5 separate regions of the Mus musculus genome follow, and all the other regions are linked to region 1. Evidence: chromatin loops called from intact Hi-C (ENCODE). Cell type or tissue: heart. All regions are shown on one strand. Each heading gives the region's core, and the rest is flanking DNA. Links, peaks and the distances in the headings are about the cores only.

Region 1 (5,000 bases), core at 1-5,000:
CATTTGTGTTTGGTTCTTATATGGTTTGCTTAGACTAGGAGCAATCTCAGATCTAAGGATAGGTTAGCTCTCTTGCAAAGGCCTCTCTAGGCTTTCTCTGGTTGGCCTGGGTAAGGGCAGGGCTTGGCAGTGCACTGGAATGTATGCCTCTTGGTCCAGAGAGCTTTGTGTGCTGTTCAGCTGATAGCTTTTCTCCTGTTTTGGTTGTTTGCCTGGTTGTTGTTTGTTTGTTTTGTTTTGCCCTGTTTCTCTTATGCATGTGCGTTTTATTGAATTCAGCAAAGGGTTATGGGATCTTTTAAGTTACTGGAGCTGTTTTTCGGGGGTGGGGAGTCGGGGAGTAGTTCCATTGTTTCCTGAAGCCATTCCCCTTGGCTGCTAACTGCTTCAGTCCTGATAGAGGCCCCATAACCTAGGAATTCTCTTCCTATTCCATAGTTCAGAATCTCCCTACTTGCCTTGCTAGTTCTTTTTTTTTTTTTTTTTGGAAATATAGTCTTTGTCACCTGTTGTCACTGTCTGAAAATAGTTGTTTCATAGATCCCATCTGGCTTTCCCTTGTTTATAGCAGGCAGGTCAGTCTGGTCCCTGTTACTCATTATGTCTAGAAGTGGAAGTCCTGTTCCTTCAATTAAGAAGAGAGCTTTTTACTGTAGTGTATGTTTCATGGTTACAGGGAAGTTGTAAAGATAGCACAGGCTGTTCTGGTATACCCCTCACCCCGTTTCCCCTGGGTTAACATGAGTTCCATGGGACATTTGTCAACACTAAAACATTGATGTTAACATAGTGAATAACACTTTGTTTCAGTTGATTATAAAATAACACAAAAAGACCAAGTCATTTGCCAAAGTGACTGTACCCTTAAGTGGTATGTGTACTAGTATGAATTTGATTTCTGGCCGTATTTCAGCAAAATATGAAAACTAGCTCCATACATCCGTCCTCTAGTCCCCCAGACACGGGCCATCATGCTCTTTTGTGACTGTATGTGACTATGAAGGTTCAATAAAGGCAGTGGGGTGCTCTGGGGGACCTGTCACCCAGTTACTAAGAAAGGGCTTGCTGCCTGTTCCACGTGGACTCTCAGTTTGTTGTCTCCTAAAATGATTTGTGGAATTGGGATTGCATTGTACTTAGTGCACAAATGAGTGATCTTTTGGAGACCCTGATAGTTCCAATGTGTAGTTAGGATCAGGAACACTCTAGTGGTATATAGCATCTTTATTTTAATATAGACACATTAGTGTATTAAAATGTGTTGTTAAGTTTCAGTCATAATAATGGGTACTCTTTTTTTTTTGTGATTTTTATGTGATGGCATCTGTTCATATTTACATACTGTAGTGAGTGTACCTGCACATTGATTTACAGTTTTTTGGCACAAATGACCTTGAACAAGAATGTTTCCAAAGGAGCTGGGCATGGTGGCATACGCCTTTAATCCCAGCACTCGGGAGGCAGAGGCAGGCGGATTTCTGAGCTCGAGGCCAGCCTGGTCTACAAAGTGAGTTCCAGGACAGCCAGGGCTATACAGAGAAACCCTGTCTCGAAAAACCAAAAAAAAAGAATGTTTCCAAAGTATTGAGTTCAAAATGTGTAATCAATTCATATACACAGAGTGAAGAATGAGTTTTAGAGTGCACACTTGGTTAAATTGTGTCACATAGTTATCAAGTGAAGGCTTACTTCCTGGCAAACACAGAAGCCAGTCCTATGACTGCAGCTTTTGCCAAAAGAAAAGGCTTTGTTGCTTGATTGACTGTCAAGAAGAGCAGACACTCTAGGCTCAGGTCTCTCCTCTGTCAGCCAGTGGTGATGGAACATGGAAGGAAGGAGAGGGAATGCTTGGTGGCCAAGTGGCATGGCAGGGGTGCTTGTTTCTCCTCAGCTTTCCTTGTCTTCTCCTGAGGATGTGATCTTGTCAGACAGCCTGGTCGCTTCTCTTCATAGTATCTTTTGAAAAGCTGGTTTCAAACCTTAGAGTCATTAGTGAAAAGCCCTTAGGTATTTCCTGGAAGAAAAAAATCTCACATCTGAGTGTGTCTGGTCTTAGCTGATTTCAGAACCCACAGGTTAACATTCTGTACAGCACTGGTTTAATTCGGCATAAAAAAAGCCTTCACAATTTTTCTGCTTTTATAATTCTGTTCTTACTGACATTTTAGCACTCACTAAAGATAGTCAAAACATGAAAGAAAATTTCTAAGTTATATTTTAAAATACTTTGGGGATTTATTTTTTTACCTACAATAAATTGGCTGGTTTGAAATCAAGTGTTCTAAAATCGAGTTGTCCTACCTCACAAGAAAATCAGTTTTATTACTGATTTTATTTTTACTGTACGATCTCTGGCAGTCATGGCATGTAGCTCTGAATATATATAGTTTCAGATGGTACCTGGAGTCCCCACCAGAGTGTGCCAAAGATGCTTCAGTGGGAAAGTGTTGATGACTTAGACAAGCCTGGACTTGTAGGTCTTTTTAAAGAAGACTTCTGCTGCTGAGAAGTCAGATTTCTGTGTCTTGGCATCTGAGTATTTCTGCGGAGACGTTAGTGAACATCTAATCTCTATTCTTGGGTTACAGTAAGCATGCCAACTAGAGACATCTTTAAGAGTTTTCTGTTTGTTTTGTTTTAAAGATTATTTTGTTTGGGTATTTTCCCTGCAAGTATGTACGTGCCATATGCACACCTAGGGCCTGTGTAGTGAAGAAAAGGGTGCTTGTTTTCTGGAATTGGAATTATAGACGGTTAGGAGGCACCAAGTGGGTGCTGGGACCCTGTAAGAACAAGTGCTCTCTCTTAATGGCTAGCTGAGCCAGTTAGAATTGTCTTCAGTCCACTTTTACTGTTTAGAAACTAAAACTGATCTTTCCTTTTACACAATAGGTATTGATTTTTCTTTACACAGTAAATATATTTCTGAAAACCTAAATAATTTAATGAACTAGATGTACTAGTAATTTTAAAAAAGATTTATTTATTTACTATATATAGTGTGTTCTGCCTACATGTATGCTTGCACACCAAAAGAGGGCCTTACATCTAACTGAAGGTGGTTATAAAATATCACATGGTGTTGCTGAGAATTGAACGGGAATCTGGAGTAACCTCTGAGCCGTCTCTCCAGCCTATGGAACTAGAAATTTTTTAATGAGGTTAAATACCTTATGATTTTTTTATATTAATGATTTTAAAATGACTAAATCAGAAGATATATTTAATATTTGTTATTTAGCATATTACTCTCAAAGCATTAGCTGTTGTTATGTCTGTGTGTTTTGGAAGTTTTGCTTATATTTGATAAGTTTTCAAACAGAGCTTGTATTAGCTGGTTATCTGACAAAATACTGAATAATGACAGCAACTTTCCCCTCCTTTTGTCACAGGTACCTTCACTCAAATAACATAGTTGTGGTTCCAGAAGGTAAGCATACTTATAATTCTTAGTTTGAAAACAGTGTCATTTATATTTTGCTTTATAAAAATTTGATGAGCCCCGGACCCTGTCTTTCTATCTCTAGCTCCTTAAACCTATTTTGGTTGGTAAGTTAGGGAATTTTAATTTAAAGGACTTTCAATTTATTTGCTTTAAAATGTAAGTCCAGCTAAGACAGATTAAATGGAGACATCTAATAAGACAATAAATGGCCAGGAAAATTACTAGACAAACTGCTGTTGGGAAATAGTAAACTAAGTACTTGGTGCAATTAACTAAGAATTTAGTTACATATAAAATAATAGATTCTTTAAAATTCTTATGGGGGGGTGTTGTGGGGAGGGAGTGTGTGGGAAGAGGGTAGCAGAGGACCACTTTGTAACTTGTTCCTCAGATGTCTTTTTTTTGAGGGAAATCTCCCCTGGTCTGGTACTCACCAAGCAGGGTCAACCTAGACCCTCTCTGCGCCCCCAGCTCTGGTTGCAGGCATGTGCTGCTGCGTCCCCAGCTCTGGTTACAGGCATGTGCTGCAGAGCTTTTTAAATGTAGGGTTTTAGGGTCTGGGCTCAGGTTTCCTTGCTGGCAAGACAAGCACTTAAGCAGCTGAGCCACTTCCCAGACCCTGCTCTTAGTGATGCCATCTGAGGTGGGCTCCTGTGTCTCCCTGCTGGCTTCAAACTACTCTCCTGCTTCAGCCTCCCAGGACCACCCCAGCTGGGTTCATCTTCAAATTCTTTATTTAGTCGCACATTCCCCCATTGTGTTAATGTTTTTACTTGTTCTTAAGTTAATTTTATCTCAAGAGATGCTTTCCACTTTAATAACTTCATTTTCAAGTCCTGTGAGTGAAAGACAGAGTCAAGAGCGAAGCGTTCGCCTAGGAACACTGAGTCACACTCATTCTGCTTCTCCCTTCCTTTTCTCCCTGAAGCCATCGGGTCCCTCGTGAAACTCCAGTGTCTGGATCTCAGTGACAATGCCTTAGAGATCGTTTGCCCAGAAATCGGTGGTCTGAGAGCGTTGCGTCATCTTCGATTAGCTAATAACCAGCTACAGTTCCTACCTCCAGGTAACCCTGACTGTATAGTTTCTGTGTGTCCGGAATCTGTTTTCAGTACCGTGCACACCAGCAGCTGGTGTTAGATGTATTTACAAGTATCTGTTTAAGGATGGAACGAAGGACTGTAGGTGAAACCTGACCAAGCGTTCTGAGAACCCGGTGTAAATGTGAGAGGATAGTGTGTGTGTGTTTTGGGGCCACTGCTGGGGTTTTGATGAGTGTCCGCTCATCACTCTTCTCACTGCTGGGCAAGGTGATTGTGTGAAGAGCTGTTGGCTCTGAATTTCACATCAAAGAATGTGAGTAAATTTGGACGCTTAAGGTGTCTTTTTGTAAAAATAGTATTAATTAAAAACTTAAATAATATTTAACCTCATACTGCTACCAACTATATTCAATGCAGGAACTTTCAGGTCAGTGAAGAACATTATTTTGCAGGGTTTGATCATTCCAACTTCCAAGTTCTCTGTTTAAACATCCAGCGAGTTAGATGCTCTT
Region 2 (5,000 bases), core at 1-5,000, 70 kb after region 1:
TATGGTTATGTAAACGATGTAATGGGGTCTGGTGCATGGATCTGTCTGTGCTCAAAGAAGTTAGCATCTAAAGGAAATTCATTGTTCTAGAAAAGTGGCTGAAGTGTCTTTGTTATTTAGGGAGTTATATAGGTGATTTGACTTAATTTTGAAAGTCATTTTGGAATGGTCTGTGAATTAGTCTGAATTTGTTGTGTGGGCCTCCTGTGTTTTCTTGTACTGGGCATCCAACTTACTGAACTGTGATGGTTGGCTTGACATGGATAGAGCATTCTGAGCAGGCAGTTTTGATGTGTTCCTTTGATGCTTCAGTTTCTGTTAGCCCCATCTCTTTGTTTAAGAGACTTTGTTATTCATCTTTTGATAAGTAAATGGACCTTATACTAGTCAGGATGTAATAAACACAGATCCTGTTCTGTTCTGGCATGTATCACTCTGTGCTTGCTCACACTGTGTGATTAAGAGAGCAATAGCCGGAACACATAGGAGCGTCTTGTTCCTACAGCCATGTGGACTGCATATGCCAGAGCCCTGGTGTTGATAAAAAGAAGAACTGAGGTTTGTAGAGGACTCCCAGCCTTTGCTGATTTCTAAGCCCCACACTTGGTCTGTGAGGCTGTAAAAGAAGGAACTACTTGAGGTGTGGTGCAATTCCTTTAAAAGTAACCCAACAAAGGGGAGAGAGGACCTGCAGAGAACATATCCAGAGGTTAGGCACAGCCCCCCAGTTGGGGGCCACCCATCTCCAAAATATTAATCCAGAAGTACAGGTCCAAAGAGTGGAACAGAGACTGAAGGAAAGGCCACCCAGGGACTGTCCCACTCAGGGATCCATCCTATATGCAGACATCAAACCCAGTCACTATTGCTGATGCCAAGAAATGCTTGCTGACAGGAGCCTGATATAACTGTCTCCTGAGAGGCTCTGCCAGAGCCTGACCAATACAGAGGCAAATACTTGCAGCCAACCATCAGACTGGGCAAGGGAACCCAATGGAGGAGTTAGGGGAAGAACTGATGTTGCTGAAGGGGTTTGCAACCCCATAGGAGGACCAACAATATCAACCAACCAAATCCCCCAGAGCTCCCAGGGACTAAACCACCAACCAAAGAGTACACATGGAAGGACCAGTGGCTCCAGCTGCATATGTAGCAAAGGATGGCCTTGTCGGACATCAATGGGAAGAGAGGCCCTTGGTCCTATGAAGTCTTGATGCCCCAGTATAGGGGAATGCTAGAGCCCGGAGGCAGAAGTTGGGGCGGGGGGGGGGGGGGTAAGCAGGGAGCATCCTCATAGAAGCAGGGGAAGGGGCATGGGATGGGGGTTTGCAGAGGGGAAACAGGGAAAGGGGATGACATTTGAAATGTAAATAAAGAAAACATCCAATTTTTTAATTGATGCATGTCTTAATCCGAGGATTCAAGAAGCAGGAGGAGGCAACTTTCTGTGAGTTTCAGGCCAACCTGGGCTACAACAGAGAAACCCTCTCTCCAGAAAACAAAGAAAATAGCCTCCTGAACAGTCACTGGTGGCTTTCAAACCTGGACAGGCAGACAAATAGCTCTGTGCTTTGCAAGTTTCACATACTGAGCCTTTTTTACAAGGCCCTTTTGTTGCTATTTGTTTGTGGATATGTGTTTGATTTTAGTTTTTTGAGACAAGGTCTCTTTGCATGGCCCTGGTTGTCCAAGAACTCACCATGTTGACCAGTCTGGCCTTAAACTGAGAGATCAACCTGCTTCTGCTTCCTGGGTAGAAGAAGGGTTTTCTGTTTGTTTTTTGAATGTTCTTTTATGATCTTTATTTAGCATGTAGTATTGGTGAAATAATATAAGTAAATAATATTAATCAGAAGAAAATAAACCTTTACTGACTAGTAGGTAAGTAGTCTCTTCTAAAGTCTATCATTTAGTGAAGAGTTTCTGTATTACGTACGAAGAAACCAGGGGCCAGAGTGATGGTACAATGGCTTAGAGCACTTATGCTCTTGCAGAGGATCTGGATCCAATTCTCAGCACCCATGTAGTGGTTCATAGCCATCTGTGACTCATAAACTTCCAGGGAATCCAATGCCGTCTTCTGATCTCCATAAGAACAGGCATGACATGGTACAAATGCATACATAAACTTCATACACTTAAATAATCTAAACAACATATATGTAGTGTTATTTATTTACATTCATATAGGTGTGTGTATATACATATATGTACATATATACACACACATATATATACATATATACATATATATACATATATATGTATATATATGAGAGAGAGAATGTAAGAACCAAACACAGGGGCTCATAACTATAATCCTAGCAGTTGAGGGGCTGAAGCAGGAGAATTGTCATGAGTTGTCACCAGCCTGAGCTGCTTAGTGAATTTCAGGTTAGTCTGGGTAAAACAATATAAAAAAAGACTCAAAGCTTTTCCATGCAGCAGATTCTCGTATTTCAGGCTCATTTATTTAAACTGCTAGTCCTCTGGGCTTGGGAGTTTTGGCAGCAGACTATATTCTGGCTGGCTAAAAGCGTGCTTTCCTGAGGCAGCCAGAGCCTAGCTCTCTCAGCTGGGACCTTGCCAAACAAGGAGCTTTCTCACCCTGACCAGCAGGCTGTGCTGTGTCAGCTAAAACAGCCGCCGGGCTCTCCTCAGGATCTACACTCCTTTTCTGATCTCTTTACACTCAGAAGAGCAAGATAAATGGTCAGGGTGTGCTGAGCACCTGTTACTGTGCGATCAAGCTTGGCCCCATATACACCAGCTTCATGAAGTCACAAATCCGTGAGCTATTACATTGTCATCCTTATCATACAGCAAAGGAAGAGACTGAATCAGGGAAGCAGGAACCAGCTACCCTGTGGGAAGCCAGGATGCAGTCGCAGTCCTGACTCCAAACACACTAAGAGCAGGTCATTGCTTGCTCCCTCTCCCTCTCTTCCTCTCTCCCTCTTTCTTCCCTCCCTTTCCTGCATTCCCTCCCTCCTCAGATTGTACTACTTGGAAATATTAAGTGGCATTAACATGTAATAGGCTTTAACACAGCTGATTCAGCTATAGCACAAGATAGTATATACTGCTAGGGCACATGTAATGAATTCGAAAGTGCTCTGGGAGTGCCAGCCAGATCCCCCTAAGATGAAATGTAGCCAAATAGTATTTCTGAGTCATTAACTAGTCATCTTTCCCCATAAAGCAAGGAGAGGAGGCGTGTAAGGAGAAGTAGCAAGTGTCGGTATGTATTTAACTTTGTGGTGTGATGTCTGCATGGCACCTCATCTAATTTGCACAGAGGCTTTTGTGGTATATTAGAGCAGAGAAGTGCTTCCTCTGTCGTGTCCCATTTTGTGTCCTTGGCTTGAAGGGATGAATCATCATCTCCAGAGGCCGTAGCCTCCAGCTCGTTCCTTGCAATTAAAGGATAGAAAAGGGTTGGTACCCTTGCTGCATGCCAAAGAAAGTTCTCTGTTAATTGGCCACACTTCCCAGTGTGTCACTTACTAATAATAATGAAAATAATACCTGTCATATACTAGAGAAGGCTCTGTTCCAAGAATCCTGCGTCACACATTTATAAACCTAGCCATTCTTCCCAAACTTAGGAGATAGTTTTAGTTCCCCCATTACACCGATGAGATCCTAAGGCCACGTATCTAGTAAGCAGAAGAATGAAGGTTCAAGCCCAAGCTGTCTGACTCTAATCTACTCTCCTTTCCTAATTATTAATTTGCTCTGTGCCTTACTGCGGCTCCAGTCCAAGCCAGGACCTCCTCCGCTTTGACTTCCTTGAGCTACTTGGGGGCTCAGAAAGGCACATATGAGACTATAGACCATTTAGCATTTTGGAGTTGTATTTTTGAGAACGTGCTCATGTTGGCCTCGAACTCTTAGAAATCCACCTGCCTCTGCCTCCCAAGTACTAGAATTAAACTCATGTGGTACTTGTGAGTAGCCCATTTATAATTTATTAATGAAGTTTTTATTTTAAAAGTTTTCTATGTCTTAAACTCCATAAATTTCCGCTTGTGTTTAAAAGCCTTTGTCATAGAAATTGTGAGAAAACAGGTATTTTAGTGGATTTCTGAGGCCTTTTCTGTTGTTACTGGAATGTGATATTGATTAGTTAATATTTTTCCTCACCTGTTTTGTAAATGTAAAATTTTGTGGTTCACTAAGAGAGCAGTTTTCAGTTTTTTGGTACATACATATTTTATTCCTTTAAATCTATGCTACATATTAAACGTGATTCTTTTCCTATGCTCCTTACACCTGATACAGCTGGGGACCAGGCGGTGTTGTGCCCTTTCCCATAGAGCTTGTTGAGGTACAAACAGTCCTGAGCAATGGTGCGATGTCACAGCCACTGGGCTTTCTGCATTAGTGCTTCTCTCTCATTGTGTTGTTTTCTGTGTTTGCAGCTTGATTTAGCAGCAGATAGGAAGTCTGGGATCTGAGTACTTGGTGATAGTTTTTCCTCTTGATAATCTTAGAGGTTATTATTATTCATGTGCAGTGTTCTGAGGGCATGTGTCATGGTACACGTGTGGAGGTCAGAGAAAAACTAGCAGGAGTTGGTTCTCTCCTCCTGTGTGGGTCCTGAGGGTGACACTGGGGACGTCTGACTTGGCAGCACCTTCACCTACTAAGCCATCTTAGAGATCTTTCTTTTTTCTTTCTGGTATAAAAGGTAAGCAAAAAATTTTCAGAAATGGAAAAATAAATTATTGGCTAAACATAAATGGTGAATGCTAAAGTATTTTATGCTAGACATAAGAATGAATTCCAACTGGATTATGAATATAAATACAAAAGGAACGAGAAAGCAGGGAGGGGAGGAGAGAAAAGGGAACCCCACTAATCCTGAGAGAGGCAGAGGCAGGAGGAAGAGCTTGGTTAACTTGTGTTAAAACCTTTTAATTGTCTGGATTTTGGCATTTGTTTTACTGAAACATGGCCTTGCTAGCTGTTCAAGAAGGTCTTGAGGACACCGTGCA
Region 3 (5,000 bases), core at 1-5,000, 57 kb after region 1:
TAATTTTCTTTCCAATTTCTTTTACTTGTTGGTTATTTAGAAATATGTTGCTTAATTCTCAAGTATTTGGGGGATTTCCCAGATTTCTTTCTACTTTAATGCCCATTTGGTCAGAGTCCCTCCTCTGTATGATTTCAGTCCTGTTAAATATGAGACATACTTAATGGTGTAGTGCCTTGTTAGCCCTGGATAGTGCATCATGTGCTCAAACAGAGTGTGTTTTCTGGTGTGGTTGCTAGGGTGTCAAAAGAGCAGTTTGCTTGATGGCAAAGCTTGAGTCGACTGTATCCCTGCCATTCTCATGAGCTGTGGCTCTGTGGGTTGGTGACAGTGGTGTGTCACATGCTCCCTTGTCATCGTTGAAATGATACTTTTTCTTCTCACTTGTGACGTTTTTGTCCCTTCATTTTGAGTTTTCATTATGTATCTGTATACTTGTAATTATTGTTTGATTTCTCCTGAATTAATGATCATTTAACGATTATGAAATATTCCTCTATCTCTTAAAGGAACTCATATCCTATAATAGATAGATAATTAGAAAATTAACCTCATTTCTCTGTGGTTGTTGTTTGCTACTGTGCTTTTTCCTCCTTTGACTTAAAGCATAGCTGTGCCTTCGAATCTAAAGTGTGCTTCTTATAGATATCGTGTCTTTTTTATTTTTAAATTTCAAAGCAAAAAGCCATATAAAAGAGTATAAAACTTTGGAGAGATATCCAAAGGGGGATGGGCAGGAGCTACGTGACTATGCGAAGAGAAGCTTTTATAGAGAAGTCAGTACCGGGAGGGGTCGCAGCAGCTTATGGACACAGCACAGAACACAGCACGGGCCGAGCAGGCAGATTGAGATTCAAAGGACAGACGGCTGTGCACAGCCCACTGACCGCTGCCCACTTGCCATGACGTAAAAGCACACCACACTATACTATAGGCAATTCTACACGAGCAGGGTTGGGGGTGCGGGGGTGGCCTTCTACACTACTGTAAGGGCTAGGGCAGAGGAAGTTCTATTCACAAGGAGGAACTAGGGGGGCTTTAACCGGTCTCTGGCCATAAGGGGCGGCCTGGGGCCCTGGGCAGTGGCCTTCTGAGAAGAAATGGCACCTGGTAAGGTGGAGGCCAAGGGCTTGACAACAGGGTCCCAGTGGAAAAGCCCCATCAAAGTGGCTGAGACTTTATGGCCACTTGGTCCCTTTTTCTAGCTACTGGACTAGACCCAGGGTCTAAGAATGACCTTGCTGGGTCTCCCTTCCTGCTAGGACCAATGACCCTTCCACCAAGGGCACCTCTGGAGTACCCAGCACTCACAGAGGCCCCTCTTTCCTCTCTGGTCTTAAACTTGTTTAGAAGCCTTTTTGTTGGACTGAAATGCCCTCTTAAATCCAAGCTGCCCAGGCTGAACGGATGGAGGGGTCTGGCCTGGTATTTGTCGATGGCTAGAATTTGAGAGGCAGTCTAACATCCTTATACATTTGATTGGCTTTTTTAATTTCCTTTTTCATTTTTTTGTTTTTCAAAACAGAGTTTCTCTGTATAGCGTTGGCTGTCCTAGAATTTGCTCTGTAGACCAGGCTAGCCTCAAACTCAGAGGTCTACCTTCCTCTCCCTCCAAAGTACTGAGATTAAAGGCAAATGCCACTACACCTGGCTCAGTTTACACTTAGTACAGTTATTTATATAGTTGTATTTACATCCGTCATTTCGCCATTTATAGTCCATGTAACTCATAAATATTCTTGTTCCTTTGTTGTTGTTGTTTTAGCTTAATTTTTTAGTTTGTGATGGAGCAGGGGAGAGACAGACAGATAGAGACAGACAGCAGTCTTGAGTGTGTGCGTGGTGTGCTTGTGGAGTGAGCTGAGAGTGGACTCACGCTACTAGGCTTGCTCAGCCAGTGCTAATACCCCTAAGGCCTCTCTCCAGCCCTCACCTTAAGTATTTTTAGTGCAAAACTTCAGTTTTGTTGGCTTTTAGGCTTTATGATTTTAGGTGTCTTGCTGCCGTGAACATGAGAAGTCTGTTTCTAACAGTGTTGTACAGGATGTGAATATAGGTGTTTCTTTGTGTTTATAGTCTTTATTGAGCTTTTTGGATCTTTAGATTAAAATTTAGCCACTATTTTCAGTTGTTTCTACCCTCTTTTCCTGATTTTCTTCTTATTGGGATATCAAGTAATTTTGCAATTGCTTTCTGTCCTACAGGTGTCTGTAGTTCTGTTGATTTGTGTCTTTCTGTTGCCTTCTGGTCCTGCCATTAGTGTTTTCAAGCCTTCTGTGGAGCAGTTGTGCCTTTAACTTCCTTGGATCAGGGCATTTACTTTGGACCATTTTAGTCCTTTGGAATGTGAGACCTGCTTAGTGTTACAGCTGTGGTGAAACCTGGAACAATGCAATGTGTCTTTTGCTCTAGTTTTTGAGGTGTCACATGAGGTCAGCTTGATTAGTTTTTTTAATAATTCCTATTATGCTCTTTTCTAGGAAAACAAAAATTTGGGTTTGGATCCTCATGTTTTGAACAATGGTCCAGAGCAGTGGTTCTCAGCCTGTGGTCATGAGCCTTTTGGGGTTCACAGATCAGATGCCCTACATGTTGGCTATTTACAATACCATTCATAACAAGCAAAATTACAGTTATGAAGTAGCGATAAAATGGTCTGGTTGGGGTCACTTCCTCATGAGGAACTGTGTTATTAGTGTGGCAGCATTAGGAAGGTCGAGAAGCACTGCTCTGGAGGGTGCTAGAAGCCTATGCCTGACTCTGACTTTCTCTGGTTTTGTTGTTTAACATATCCAGTCAAGTTTGCCTGCTTATCTTTAAATGTCCCTGGATTCTTCCTTAAGTTCTTCATACTTTCTCTTTTATAGTGGCACACATCCCCTAAGCCCGGGTTCCCTTCCACAGCGGTGCTCTCTGCAGATTTACTTGGCGTCCTGTCCACACTCCAAGCTCAGGCTCCTGGTCTTTACTGTCGCCCGTGCCTTCAGCAGGCCCTCGGCCCGGCCTTCCTGTTCCTCCCGTTGTAGATGGGTGCCTGGCCTTCGTTCCTGGGCATGGGCACACTGGGTTTAGTGTTTTCCCGTCTGTGCCCTGCCTCATGCTTCCAATTCCGCCCCACCCCCTGCTGGGAATGCAATATCCTCCTTCCTTTGCCCTTTCCAGGCTCCGTTCCCAGGAACTTTTCCAAAAGCCTGAGCTCTTCCTGTGACTTTCCGTCCTCTGAGCTCCTGTCCCACCTTGTTTCCTGGATGTGTTGTGGTTCCAAGGGCACTGCCTGCTGGGACATTCTCTTGTTACCTGGCCCATGTGGATGTCCAGTCACTCCTACAGTCACTGCTAAAGTTAGGGCAAAAGTTTCTGTCCTTTTTTTTTTTCTTTGTCTTTTTCTATTCACTTTTGAAACATGGGTCCACTCCCTCCCTTAGCATCACACCCCACATATGTGTAATTTGATTTTGTGAATAGATATGAAAATGGACTTAATCAGCTATACCACTGCTAAGAGCAAACACAAGAGTGAATTTACCTCCTTCTAGTACAGATCAGTTAAGCTCAGATGGAACAAAACTGCCATTGAGAATCATATGCTACATACAGAATCATGCCTACCTGTTTTCAAATGAATATTTTACTCAGTTTTTTGAGAAATTAGTAAATAATGAGTATCCTAGGATAAGTTTGTCAATATTAGAAAAATTACTTGAAGTCAATATATTTTGACCCCACATTCCTTTCATAAAAACAAAACAAAACAAAAAAAAACAAAACAAAACAAAACAAAAAACTAGCTGTTAAGAATGTTCCCAGGGCCAAAGAGATGTGTCAGAGGGGAAACGCATTTGTTGCTAGGCCTAATGATGGGAGCTGGATAGCCTGGAACCTACATGGTGGCAGAGAGAATTAGCTCTCAGAAGTTGCCCTTTGACCTCTGTGTACAAGTACATGTATACATAGCAATAATAATAATAATAATAATAATAATAATAATAAATGTAATACAATTTTAAGGTTGTTTTTAGTAATAACTCCGTAGCAAAGACAGAAAACTCTTTCTGTAAATGTCCTGACTATAAACATATTTAAGCTTTGTAGGACACATATGATCTCTACTCTATGATCTTTCTTTGGATGTTGTGGTTTTACTATTTTTTTTAAAAACAATTTATCTTTATTTTTATATTAATTAGCATTTTGCCTGAATTATGTCTGTCTGAGTGTATCAGATCTTGGAGTTACAGTCGTGAGCTGCCATGTGGGCACTGGGAATTGAACCCTGATCCTCTGGAAGAGCAGTCAGTACTCTTAACCATGGAGCCATCTCTCCAGCCTCTGTAGTTTACTATTCTTAAAATGGAAGTGCCAGTTTCAGCTTGCCAGCAGGTTTGGTCCGCTGGGTTGTAGTGGGGCTAACTCCTGGTCAGTAGTAAACAGTCAGAAAAGCTCATGTGACAGCAAAGGACTTTACTATCTGACAGACGTGATGTTCCTCAACTACTTGTGTGTCCAGGGTGGTAGTGCAAGTTCTAACCTAAGAGGAATGGCTGGAGAACAGGGTTAGGGAAGGCAGGTGTGAGGGAGCCGCATCATAAGTCTTTACACCAAGTGTCTGTGGGGGAAGGAGCAGGCCTGGCCTGCCCCGTGCTGCAGTGGAGCCATGGAGTAGGGGAGTTCTTCTGTGTTTACCTGGGTGCCTCCACTCGTAGATCTCCTATTATCTGCTTAGGAGGGCAGCTGTACAGTTATGGAAGCAGCTACCTTGAAGTAACCATTCCTTTCTCACCTGACCAAGGACTTGGCTTCATCAGTATCAGGCTTCTGCCTTGGGTTTATGACTGTGCCTTACTCTTTAAGCCAACACTTTTCAGTATTTAGGAAACTCTGACAATTGCTGGGGCTTGGTAAGTTAGTGCTTGCTATGGAAGCATTAGAATCTGAATTCAGATCCCCCAGACCACAGAAAAGCCAGGTACTTGGTGCATATCTGTAACCCTAATTGGTGT
Region 4 (6,495 bases), core at 784-5,783, 150 kb after region 1:
GAGGGAACCAAATCTCATCCTGTCACAAGGAGGCAACCAGCATCCTTTGACTCTGTGGGCCTTAGGAAGAGAAACAGGTTCTCCCCACGTTGATCGTGCAGGCTCCTTGGCGATGTTAGCAGCTTCTTTTGGGATGCTAAGACTAGTTCATCTGTAGACAGTCTCAAAGTGGGAGCCTCACCTGGGCTTTTCCAGATCTTTTGAGGAAGGTTTCCTGGAATGTGATTTTAAACCTTGCATCTGATGACCTGGGACACTGGCCAGGCCACTGTGAGCTTGTCAAGCCTTGCCATCTGTATTGTAATGAGCACACATGGTGACTGTGATGCACAGTTAAGATTGGAAATCACTACTGGTTGGAGCTAGGCAACACAGGGAACTCCTGGAAACTGTGAACATTTTATTTGTTTTGTTGTTGTTGTTGTTAGTTTATTTATTTATTTATTGTGCATGTACACATGTGTGGGCAAGTGCGTGCATATGTATGTGTGTGTGTGTGTGTGTGTGTGTGTGTGTGTGTGTGTGTTTGCACATAGGCAAACATGTGGAGGCCAGAGAATGATGTCTGGTTGTCTTCATCTTGCTCAAGATCGGTTTTTGTTGATGTTGGTGGTGGTAGTTGTTTGAGACAGGGACTCCCACTGAACCTGGAGCTTACTGCTCCCAGCAGTCTTCAGGAGGCCTCAGGAATCCTCCTGTCTCTGCCTTACCCATGCTGGGATTACAGGTGAGCCACATAACCTGGCTTTTTACGTGGGTGCTAGTGGTTTGAATTCAGGTTCTCATGCTTGCTAAGCTCTTTACCCACTGAGCCAACTCCCCGGCTTGACATTTTATTCTTGTGTACATTTTTTAGAGATGAGATCTGAAGCCTCCAGCAAGGTCTAAAAAAGAAAATAATAATAAAAATCTTGAGTCAGAGGAAGTAGACCAAGAGAAGAGAATCCAGCAAATCTTAGGATACCAGCCATAACATAAGCCAGCACAAGGCACAGAATCAAGGTTTAGAGCTGTCCCCAGCTTGCTGGGCTGCAGGCATTGCTTTCCCAACAGCCCTAGTGGGCAAGGGCCAGCAAAGGAGACAGCAACATGACAACCTGCAGGAGATCCCTTCCCAGCAGGAAGGATGCCCCTTTTCCACAAAGTAAGAGACCCTGCCATGGGACTCTTCCCAACCCTGGGTGATTGGAGTTGCCTCTCCAGCCAAGATGACTACTTCTCTCTCTCTCTCTGACATTCCTGCCAGTTCAGAACTCCATCCTGTTTGTTCCTGGAGGACACCTTGCCTTCTCTAGCTTCAGGCTTTTTCACCCCTGGAAAAGGAGCTTTCTCCTGACCTCCTGTCTGGTGGCATGACATCTGCATTTGGGGAAGGGCAGTTGCCCTGTGGGCACCTTTACAAGTAGTTCTGCAGGCCACACCACCATTGTCATTCTGTGCCGGGCCAGGGCAGCCAGCCAGGCGATCTGTCACAATCTGACTCATTAGCAGACAGGGTCTACCTGCAGGACACAGCTAGGTCCAGGACAGCACTCAGGCCCATCGAGATCTCAGGTCCAGATGATGTCCCAACATAGCGCCAAACAGGTAACACACAGTTGCTGTTGTCTTGGAGTAAATGTTCTCATATTTCACAAGGCCTCTGAGGCTTCTGCTCAGCTCTTCCCTCCAAGGAGAGCTTTTTTTAAGGCTGGGGGAAGAATGGAAGGAGGCAGACTGTCTGTCCAGGCAGGGCTGTCTCCCACATTTGGTAAGCCTTTAAACTGGAAGCAACACTCCTGTATTTACCCATCGGTCCCTGCATTCCCCTCTGCTTCAGTTCCCTACCAGTCTGGGGTCAAGATGGCCAGCTTTTAGGGATATAGGAAGGAAAAACCCAGGAGTGTTTTGGCAGTGCTGAGATGTACTGTTGAACCACCCACCAGAGGCCATGACTATTCTCCACATAAAGCCAGGCCCACCACCCTCAGGAGGCCTCACCACCTCCAGGCCTGCCAGGAGACTCGTGTGTCTGAGATGTAGGTGCCTACTCTCTTTTCCTATGGTGGCCTTCAGCCACCCTGCTATGTTGCCATTCCCACTTCCCGCAACCTCACACCTGTTCCTACTGCAGCTGTCTCTGGGCCTTTGGGGGAAGTCCTTGTGGAGGGCTCTGTCCACATCCCACAAAGCAGCAGCTTGGACACCTGCTCTTTGACTCTGATGTTGGTCCAAACCCAAAGCCTCACATGTTATCTTTCAAATTATCCTGTGACCATGGGACCAAAAGGGCTGGGGACAGCTGTCTGTACCTGGGGCATGGCCATACAATCCATACCTCTCCCACAATAATCTGGGGCCTAGAGAATCAGAGAGAAGGAATCCTCCACCTGACTGCTCAGCACAGGACAGGCACAGCCTCTATGTTAGTCTCCTCCAGCTGCCCTCAAACACCCCGGACTGGGTGGCTGGAGCAACAAAAGCTTTCTTTCTAACAGTTCTGACAGCCAAGGTCCAAGTTTAAGATGTTAACAGTTCTTCTAGGGTGTCTCTTCTTAACTCAAATAGTCATTTCTTCTTCTTGTGTCTTTACACGGTCTCTGTCTTCTCTCTGCCTCTCTGTCTCTCTTTGTGTTTCTGTCTCTGTCTCTCTCTGTCTGTCTCTCTCTCTGTGTGTTTCTCTCTTTCTCTCTCTCTGTGTGTATCTGTCCAAATTTTCTCTTATAAGGACACCAGTCAAATTGGTTTAGCAGCCCTCTAAGGACTTCATTTTAATTTAATTATCTCTTTAATTATTTCCAAATATGGTTACATTCCGAGGTTCTGGGAGTAAGGACCTCAACAAGTGAATCTTGAGGAGGAACACAGTGCAGCTCATGATAGGATTTCGGGAGCTCCTGAGTGCCTTGGGACTTGCCAGACTCTGAGACAGAGCCTAGAGCCCTTTTCTGGGAAGCTCCTGACTCTAGGTTGAGAGTCACTGAAGGCGGCAATCCTGCGCAGCCCAGAAAGAGCCTGTGTCTTAGAGGCAGCAGAGCAGGAAGCAGCATGTCTCTCTGGTCCATGCTCCTTTGTTTTTTCACTTTTCTCATGTTAAGGATCAAAGCAGAAATCCCCTAGAGAAGCAAGACTCCAACCTGGTTTTATTAAGCCCTATTTTACAAAGTGAGGCATAGGAAACAGGGGTGGCGGGGGGAGCATTGGCCTTTGAACCATCCATCCCTGAAGCCCACGCTCCTGACCATAAACCTGAAAAAATGGGGCTTGGGGGCACAGAGGGTGAGTTAAAAACATCGAGATAGAGAAAGCTTTCTAAAACATAAATCCAGAAACCACGACATAGAGCATGTTATCTGGAGCAGGAGAGATGGTTTAGCAGCTAAGAGCACTGGCTGCTCTTCCAGAGGACCTAGGTTCAATTCCCAGCACCCACATGGCAGCTCACAACTGTCTGTAATTCCAGTTCCAGGGGGTCCAACATATATTCAGGAAAAACACCAATGTACATAAAGTAAAAATAAATCATTAAAAAATCTTTTAAAAACATTACTATTTAACATTATGCAAAGAAACCCTCTCGTGGCCCCAGGTGACAGTGCTGGCCACTGTCACCGCAATTGGGAGAAGGAAAACGAAGGAGACACTAGGTAAGACCGCTGTCTTTAGTACATAGCAAACATCTCGAAATCAAGGAGAAGCCCAACAACTGACAGGAGAACAGGGTAGCAGGTGGAAGGGAAGAGACTGTTCCCCGAACAAATACTGAGTGGCCGCCCGAATGCAAAAGGACACTCAAAGCCATTCACAGTGGGAGGAGGGCAGAGGGGGTGCTCAGGCTTCTTTCACAAGTGAGAAGGAGAAAAGAGGAAGAGACAGGAGGGTGGGGAAAGAGAAGCGCTTTCACTTTCTGGAAGTGGGTATGAGCTGAGAGAACCCATCTTAGAGGTCCATTTTACATAGTTGCCTGGAAGCAACTAAATAAAAATGCCAAGAAAACACCGTTCTACCAAGTAGTGTCTACAAAACGGACCTGCCCTGAAAACTGACTCACGAGCGTGTTCTTGGTACCCACTTTTAAACATTAAATCCCAGAGGCAGCCTAAAGGCCTCATGCTGAAAGTAGGAATGCTTTTGCCCCAGCAACGGAATTTCACAGGGGAGGACTGAGGGAGGCAGAAGTCAGTACAGACCAAGTCTGAATTTATTAGCGTAAAGGCTATAGCATCTCACACGGCTCAGGTTGGCCTCGGGTTCCCTGCACAGATGAGGATGGCCTTGAACTTGAACCTCTGATCTGCTTGCCTCCTCCCACTGAGTGCTGGAATCACAGATGTGTGTGGTCACACATCTGGTTTATGCAGTGCTGTGGATGGACCCCTGAACTCTGTGCATGCGTGGCAAGCACTCTACCACGGAGCTATGTTACAAGCCCTGCCATTTTTAAAAAAAGAACGATTTTGTCTGCTTTATGAGATAGGGTCTTATGTCTGTCAGATTGGCCTCAAATTCTCTATGTAGCTAAGGAAGAAAGACCTTGTCTTTGGATACCGGATCCTTCTGCCTCTACCTCTCACTGGCGGGATTACAATTGTGCTACATGCCTACCCAGCTCTATTTTGTTTTCTTAAAACATGGCCCTATTCTATAGCCCAGATTGGCCTAGAACTCCTAGGCAACCCTCCTGCTTCCATCGCCAAAAGGCCCATGCCCTGCTCCTTACAACTAATTACAAAACTGAGCCCTGGCCCAGACCCCAAGCTGACTTGTGCAACTTCCCCGTGACCCTCTGCTGTGATTTGTTGTCCTCGCCTTGTCAGTGAGGGGGAAACCACTCCCTGTATGAAGCTCAGTCCATCTGTTTTGTTCTGCCTGTTCTCTCTCCCAAGTGAGGTCAGCCACTCACAGGAAGGACAAGCCACAGCGAGAACAAAGCCCTGAGAGGCTGCAGGACAATGAGCAGACCCCCACCTCTTGAGCCTTTTCTAGAAGATCAAAGTTCCAGACTCCTCCTCCCCGGGGTGAGCACTGTGTGAGCTGAGCATACAATAGGTCGGTCGGCTGGTCGGTCAGTTGTCACAGGCTCTGTTTGCCCACTCTACCTTTCTCCACCGATGACAAGGCGTGACACCACCCTTCTAAATAAAGGTTCCGAGTTCCTGGGACAGCAAACTTGGAGCCTGATTCCTGAGAGCCTATGGCCTGATATTTGGCTCATAAAAAGGACAACAAGGGGCAGGGTGGTGCAGAGAAGGGCTTTAGTGAGGGAGGGAGGGAGATAGGTACCTCTTCAAAGATTGAAGTCAAGATCCCAGGGAGAGCATTCAGGTCACCCCAGGAAGAAACCCCCTCCTTCAGGAGTCCAGGGTGAGCCATAATCCCTGCTCAGAGTCTCATTTCTTTAAACCTAAACGAAGGGAAAGGGGTCACACCCACAGTATCCTCTCAACCAGCACCCTGAGAAGCTGACGGCCGGCTGACCAATGCGCAGGGGCAGGGACATTTTGACCTTTGTTCCCTGCTTCAAAATGAAGTAGCACAGGGCTTGTGGTCACATACCTGCTGAGTGAGTGATGGGCTCCTTGGGACACATATGAAGAAAGTCACAAGCCTAAAGAGGGGCTGTGCACTCAGGAATGCTGTCCTTTCCCTCCTCCCCTCAAAGCTGTGACCCCATTCTCCTCGCTCCATCCTTTATGCTCTCCCTCCATCTCTGTTTTCCACAGAGGGGAAAGGCGTTTTGATTATGAAGCATTTCTGGGGCTGCTTAGGTCTGCCAAGTGCTGGGCTCTTCGTTAGCCCCCCTTCTCAGCCTCTGCCTGAGTGGAGACAGCAGCATTATCTCTTCATTACAGGTTTAGGAGCGCTGACCAAGAAAGGTCAGAAGGCTGCCTGCCCAAGGTCAGACACCCTGCAGCCCAGGGTATGACGGAGGCCCTGCCTGATTCTCCAGCACGGAGCTTGGGAGCATTTGGGCCACAAGAGCTGGATCAGAGCTCCAGTCAGTCTCTGGAGCCAGAAACTGCTGGAGGGAGACACGGACACCCACTGGAAGAGGTGAGGCTGCAGATGTGATCGGCGTGGGGAAGTCAGACAGATAAGAGCTGAGGGACCAGACAGGCAGGCTTCAGTTTTGGTACTTAGACTAGACTTTTAACCCACAGCCCCATGCAAATTTGATTCATTGGACAGTCAGAGAAGAGTATGGAAAAGGAGGCCTTCAAGCACAGGGCTACATCCACAGGGCTCATCAAAGATGCTCGAATGAGTCTTCCCGGTCAGGGACTCTGCTCCTGATGGCACAGCTTTTGGATGTGTTCTCTGCTTTTTGTATCCAGGACACTCTGGAGTGGAAAGCCTATTCTGCCCTCTAACAGCCTGTGGGCAGGGTCACTGTGACCTGGCCATGGGAGTGTTGGAGGAGAGCCAGCCCAGAGTTGTCACAGTCCACTGTGGCCAGCAGAAAGCCCACTCTACTCTTGCCCCAGAGCCTGCCTCACCACCTGGGTTGTGTTCCAA
Region 5 (6,495 bases), core at 930-5,929, 170 kb after region 1:
CAGTCATGAAGTAGCAGTGAATATAATTTTACGGTTGGTGTGGGTGTGATCACCACAACATAAGGAACTGGGTTGTCACAGCAGTCACAAGGTTGAGAACCACTGATCTAGAACTCATGAGTTCAGGAAGGTTGCAGGATCTAGGATAACTCTACAAAAGTAAGTTGCTTCTTAGTGATTGCCACCAAGTGCACATAGACTGCACTTTACAAATATTGAAAAGAGGAGTTTATGCTAATTTAATGAGGCACGTGAGAACTGTGTCCTGAAAACTGCAAAGCTCTCATGAAGGAAATCAAAGCTCTAAGAAACTGAAGAAACAAAGCCAATCCTAATATTTTAATTTTCCCCTATCTGACAGACAGCTTCAGCATAGTTCCTACCAATGCTGCCAATGGCTTTTTATAGATGTTGATAAATTCCTTCTAAATTTATATGGCAAAGCAAATGAATGTGACTAGCTAAACTTTTTATTTAATATATAGAAAGAAGAGCCTGCCCAGTTTCAAGCCTTATTATCTAGTTACAGCAGCACAGACTGGTGCTGGCAGAAGGTTACATACATAGATCAATAGAATAGAACAGAGAACCCAGAAATAGACCCACACAAAAATGCCCGAGTGATAGCTGGAAAAGGTGCAAGGTAATTCAGCAGAGAGATGAGCCTCTGCGCCAGATGGTGCTAGAGCAATTGGACGCCTGTGGGCAGAAGGGTGACCTTCGACCTAATTCCTCATCTAATTCACACCAGATCCAAAACAGACTGTGAACTTCAATGTGAAACTGTAAAACTTTCAGGAAAAAAAGAGAGAGAGAAAAAGAGAGAGAACTTTTTGGAATTTAGGGTTGAGGCAAGAGTTCCCAGACAAGATACCAACAGCATACACCATCAAAAGAAAAACTGATAAATGGAACTTTACTAAAGTTTAAAACTTTATGAAAGATTTTGCTAGGGATGAAAAGACACAAGGTTGGGAGAAAATGTGTGTGAAGCACTCATTTCATGGTTAGCTCATATCTAGAACACAGGGGCAGGGGAACTAAAAGCAACAAGCCGGTTAGAAAACAGCAGGAAGAGACAGATGAGAACACTGGGCGTGAAAAGCCACAGTGAGATTCCAACGCATCATCTATCATCACATGGTTCAAATGAAAGGCAGGACCTACACTTGGTTCTCTGCATGGCAAAAGTAGGGATCATCAGAGGAACTGGATTGCTGGTGTGTCGTAGCAGGGGTGTAAATGGCCCAGCCCCTGCAAAGGAGCTTGGTATAAACTAGGCATGCTTCATTTGGGGAAAAAATATGGATGGAGCTGGAGGTATTGTTAAGTGAAATGATCCAGGCTTAGAAAGACATCTGCGTACTCCGCTGTGGAATATGAAACGCTGACCTCATAGGAATCGAGAGGACAATGGGGGTCACCCACACTGGGGAGAGAAGAAAGTGGAAGACGGGATCACTGAGAGCTAAGTTACCCTTACACAGCAGCAGGGAGTTCTGCCGTGCTACCACGCACTAGGTGACCGCGCACGCCGATTATTGTGTGCTGTTTGTTTCAGAAAACCAGAAAAAGGGATTGAGGGCGTTTTACTATTAAAAATGATAACTATTTGAGGAAATAGATACATTTGACCTGATTTGGCCATTAGATAGTTTAAATAGGTTTTGAGATTTTATAAGCTACCCACTAATATGTACATTTTTATGCTTTTTTGTATCTGTTTTAAAAATATTTTTATATATTTGTTTACTTATTTTATGTATCTGAGTACACTGTTGCTATCTTTAGACGATTCTTTGAAGAGGGCATTGAATCCCATTACAGATGGTTGTGAGCCACCATGTAGTTGCTGGGAATTGGACTCAGGACCTCTGGAAGAGCAGTCAGTACTCTTAACCACAGAACCATCTCTCTAGCCCTAAAAAATAATACATTTAATTTAAAATTTCAACGTGTGTAAAATAAACTAGCATAACATGCAGCTGTCACATGGCCCAGCATTGCATTCTGGGTGTTTATTTTAGAGAAAGGAAGTATATATTCCTATAAAACTTGCCCACAAATATTTATAGGAGCTTTAGAAATTGTATACTCACACTGAAAACAAACCAGGTGTTCTCCAATGGTGAATAGTTAAACAGACTGTGGTACATCCATTTCCAGGAATATTAGCCAGCAGTGAAAAGGAACCAACTGTTGATATATACAACCTGGATAAATACAGCCTGGGTAAATCTTCAGGGAACTGTGCTGAGATAAAAGCCAGCCCCAGATGTTATGTGCTGTGCTGTGCTGTGCTGTGCCACTCCATTTGCATGCCATTCATAAAGTGACATAATCATAGAAATAGCAGGCATCTTTGATATTTCCTGGGGTGAGGAATGGAGTGCAGAGAGTAGGAACTAAGATTGGGAGAGAACTAGTTATATTTTAAAAACACTAACAGGGTCTTATGGATCTCTCTTGACTGTTTCTATGCTGATGGCCTTGCTGTAAAACTTTGTATAGTTTTGGAAGATTTTTATCATTGGAGAATACTAAGCTAATGGGTATATGGTATTTCTCTACTTTTTCTTATAGCTGTTGGCAGATCTACAATGATCATAGAGAAAGCACACACACACACAGACACACACACAGACACACACACACACACACACACACACACACACACACACGTGTTGCGGCATGCATGTGGAGGTCAGAAGACAAGTTTCATGGCGCTGACACTATCCTTTTTTCTTTTCTTTTTCTTTTTTTTTTTTTAAGGCAGGGTTTCTCTGGTTTCTACCCGTGCATGCGCTGTGTTGGGCAGCCCTGGAGCTTCTGGCCAATGCTCCTGTCTCTGCCTCCCATCCAACCATAGGAGCACTGGAATTATAGCTGTATATTACTGCACCAGGATTTGTACATGGGTTCTGGGAATCAACCTTTAGTCATTAAGTTTGCATGTCAAGCCCTTTGACCCACTAAGTCATCTCCTTGGCCCAACACATTTTTATTACATTTATTGAGTGTGTGTGTTGGGGGGCGGGAATGCCTGCCACTGCATGCCACGTCAGTGGACAACTTACAGGAGTCAGTTCTCACCTTCTACTGTGTGAGTGCTGGGGCTGGAATTCAGGTCATCACACTTGATACCCAAAGTCTTAACTTGCTGAGCCATCTCACTGAACAATGTAAATGTTTGTTGTAGGAGCTAACTGACTTATAGGTCATTTGTTACCTTGCCAAGTCAAGCAATGGCTAGGAGCACCCACACAGGAACAGGCAAAGGGAATCAGCTGGGAGGACCCACAAGGCATAGGAGAGCACGTGTATGGGGTTCTTGCTATAGCAGTAGGTCAACCTTACATGTGCTTGCAAATTCATACAGAACCAGCTCTGCCCACACCAGGTCTACTGGAAAGAACTCAAAAAGACTCCTCAGGGGAAGGGGATTGGTTGGAAGGGATACTTTTAGTTTTAACTAGACAAACAAGCAACAACAAACCCACTTCATTTCAGAGATGAAGGGAAGGCTTGGCAGAGAAGGAAACAATGGCAGAATTCACAGAGCTGGGAAGAAATTCAGAGTCTGGTTCCAAACACCGGCCTTCTGACTCAGATCCAGAGCGGTAGCGCCAGGAAATAGGCCAGCGGAACCTCCTCCAGCTTGGACTTGGGTGGGAGGGGGCTGTAGATAAGAAACTCTCTGGAGAGGAAGAGGCTTGGGCAAAGAGGACCTATGAGGATGTAGAAAGCCGGAAATAGGCTTGGCTGGGATTTCCCCTAGCTTCTGGTGATGTCTACAGAGGGGCTGGAAGACCAAGACAGGAAGTGACATCTATTGTCTGAGGCTGTGCCCAGCACACCTGCCTCCCAGGGTCTGACCATCCAGGCTGGAGACCAACCATAGTCAAGTCACTAGGGTGTGGTGTGGTCCTGAAACTACAGCTCAGAGAGTCCTTGAGTCTAGGGAATCTTGGAAATCCTTGAGACAGAGGCCCCATGTGACTTGAAAAGGGATAGAAGAGAGTGCAGGATAGCACAGAAAGAGGCAGCTTCTTAAGAGAAAGGACAATGGCCTAGAAGCAGAGGACCCCCTATAGCCAGTTTGCTTAGCCCACGTGCTGCATAAAGCCAGGTCCTGATGATGCTCCACTGGGATCCACTGGGATCCACAGAGGAGTCTTGAATGAGAGCAGAAACCAACGCGTGCTTCTGGATGAGAGAAAGCAGAAGAGGTGAAGTTGGCTGTAGGGGTGGCCATTCCTACAACAGCAAATGCAGCAGACTGAAGAATGCAAAGGGAAGTTGAGAACCAGAGAAATATTTTACTAACTATATTTGAAGTAGATCTTTTAGCCAGAGCAAGGAGGACTAGGTATGGGCACCTGTTGACTTCTTGTCACTCACTCCACAACCTTGCTCTCTTCTCTGAGCCTAGGGACTAATTTCCTTTGGTGTCCTAGTTAGGGTTACTATATGGTGGTGAATATATGACCAAAAGCACCTTGAGGAGGAAAGGGGTTTATTTGATTTACACTTCCACATCACTGTGCAAACATCAAAAAAAGTTGGGAACTCAAGCAGGGCGGGAACTTGGAGGCAGGAGCTGATGCAGAGGCCATGGAGGGGTGCTGCTTATTGGCTTGCTCCCCATTGCTTGCTCAGCTTGCTTTCCTATAAGACCTACCACCACCAGCCCAGGGACGGTACCACCCATAATGGATTGGGCTCTCCCCAATCAACCACTAATGAAGGATATGCCCTATAGGCCTGCCTACAGCCTGATCTTATGGAGGCATTTCTCAATTGAGGTTCCCTCTTCTCAGATGATTGTAGCTCGTGTCAAGTTGCCATAAAACTAGCCAGCACAACCCATTCCTTATCAACTTGACACACAAATACATCACTGTTAAGCCACAACCTTTCTTCTCTTTTTCATCCCCCCACCCCGATCACACACTAATAAAGACATTACAATATACAGCATTTTGCTTAAATTTAAATTAAACTTAAAAAGTACCAGAGCTTAACAAACTCAAACACTTTAAAAGTGATCTCTTTAAAACTATCCAGTTTTTTAAAGCCCAAAGCCTCTGTAAAACTCCAGGTTTTTTTTTTTTTTCCAAGTTTAAAAATCTATCAACTGTGAGTTTCTGTAAAATCAAAAATATTTCCTTATTTCAATAGGGAAGAAGCGTAATCTGAACCCAGGAAATTCAAACTCCAATAATGGAAACAACTCAATGTCCAATCACTGGGATTCACTCACGATCTTCTAGACTTGGATCGCTTCTCTGGCACCACCCTCTGCAGCACACACAGCTTGTTTTTCAGTCTCTGGCTAACCCACTGCATCTCTGTTGCTGCTCTTGGTGGTCATCTGTGCTTGGTGGTCATCCCACGGTACTAGCATTTCCAAAATGCTGGGACTTTCTTGCTGCAGTTGGATTGTACTTTCATCAATATCCTCTCCTGGGTGGGGACTCTAGTCCTAACACACAGTGCCAAGCCTCAGCTGCTGTTCATGCCCTCTTTCATGCCTTCAACACCAGTACCACCTCACTGACTCTTACACTACCAAGTCCAACTTCCAGCACAAGGTACAACCTTAACAACCTCTGGAACACAGCTTGCATATACTACCTTTGAGGAAATGCTTCCCAGAAGACTTCACCTCAATGGTGCTGGTCTCTTTTTAATCACAGATGATTTTTCAGGCCTAGCTGACCAGAATCCATTATTCCAGCAAAACAAAGGTTTTACTTTAGCAGTCCTGCTCTCTTGTCAATCGTGGCTGATTTTTTTTTTCTGCTCCAGCTGACCAGATAGACACTATAGATTCCTCATACAAATGGCCTCATACAAATGGTTCAAAGGGGATAGTTGCTTCACAAGTCAGGCCTCCATCATCTGCACTGTTCTCAACATTTGTATCCTCTAAGCTCCTACACAACATCCCACTGTGTTCTCAATACTCAGTGGCTTTTCTCATCCAAAGTTCCAAAGTCCTTCCACAGTCATCCTAAAAACATGGTCATGTCTGTCACATCAATACCCCATTCCTGGTACCAAGTTCTGTCCTGGTTACATTACTATTGCTGTGATGAACATCCTAATCAAAAGCAAGTAGGGAAGAAAGGGTTTCTTTTGTTCACACTTCCACATGCCAGTCCATCCTCAAGGTAGTCAGGGTAGAAACTCAGGGTAAAAACTCAAGGCAGAAACCTGGAGGCAGGAAATGATGCAGACACCATGGAGGGAGGGCTCCTTACAGACTTGATCTTTATGGCTCATAAGCCTGCTTTCTTATAGCAACTAGGACCACCAGCCTAGGAGGGGTATTGCCCACAGTAAACTGGGCTCTCCATTATCAATAAAGAAAATGCTCTACAGGTTTACCCACATACCAATCTGGTGGGGGCATTTTTTCTCACCCAAGCTCCCTCTTCCAAAATGACATCAGCTTGTGTCAAATTGACAGAAAACTAGCCAGCACAACAA

Evidence for each region. Peaks named below come from ENCODE experiments on the same cell type or tissue, not always from the same donor. Only the 100,000 strongest peaks of a DNase experiment are listed, where the experiment ranks them.
Region 2: it touches region 1 in a loop (2.8-fold over the local background); 11 of 42 quality-filtered maps call a loop at or near these places.
Region 3: it touches region 1 in a loop (2.5-fold over the local background); 8 of 42 quality-filtered maps call a loop at or near these places.
Region 4: it touches region 1 in a loop (2.4-fold over the local background); 6 of 42 quality-filtered maps call a loop at or near these places.
Region 5: it touches region 1 in a loop (8-fold over the local background); 6 of 42 quality-filtered maps call a loop at or near these places.

Annotation. Positions count from the first base shown.
Region 1 is chr7:67,617,504-67,622,503 of GRCm38, reverse strand. Lrrc28 (leucine rich repeat containing 28) reads left to right here. Exons shown (of 10, transcript NM_175124.5): 4 at 3,393-3,430; 5 at 4,374-4,511. Among named protein-coding and RNA genes, the nearest start is that of Lrrc28, 25 kb to the left of the region's middle. In heart, for the core only: a CTCF peak has its summit at 2,409; no DNase peak of the experiment used is centred there; H3K27ac peaks cover 527 bases.
Region 2 is chr7:67,547,035-67,552,034 of GRCm38, reverse strand. The region is part of intron 6 of Lrrc28 (leucine rich repeat containing 28); the gene reads left to right. Among named protein-coding and RNA genes, the nearest start is that of Gm23233, 21 kb to the left of the region's middle. In heart, for the core only: a CTCF peak has its summit at 2,602; a DNase peak (open chromatin) is centred at 2,574; H3K27ac peaks cover 350 bases.
Region 3 is chr7:67,560,479-67,565,478 of GRCm38, reverse strand. All of the region lies in intron 5 of Lrrc28 (leucine rich repeat containing 28), which reads left to right. Among named protein-coding and RNA genes, the nearest start is that of Gm23233, 7.7 kb to the left of the region's middle. In heart, for the core only: no CTCF peak of the experiment used is centred there; a DNase peak (open chromatin) is centred at 3,098; H3K27ac peaks cover 842 bases.
Region 4 is chr7:67,462,155-67,468,649 of GRCm38, reverse strand. No RefSeq gene overlaps it. Among named protein-coding and RNA genes, the nearest start is that of Gm33926, 25 kb to the right of the region's middle. In heart, for the core only: no CTCF peak of the experiment used is centred there; DNase peaks (open chromatin) are centred at 3,739 and 4,889; H3K27ac peaks cover 1,686 bases.
Region 5 is chr7:67,448,855-67,455,349 of GRCm38, reverse strand. No RefSeq gene overlaps it. Among named protein-coding and RNA genes, the nearest start is that of Gm33926, 12 kb to the right of the region's middle. In heart, for the core only: CTCF peaks have their summits at 3,698 and 3,898; a DNase peak (open chromatin) is centred at 3,739; H3K27ac peaks cover 1,186 bases.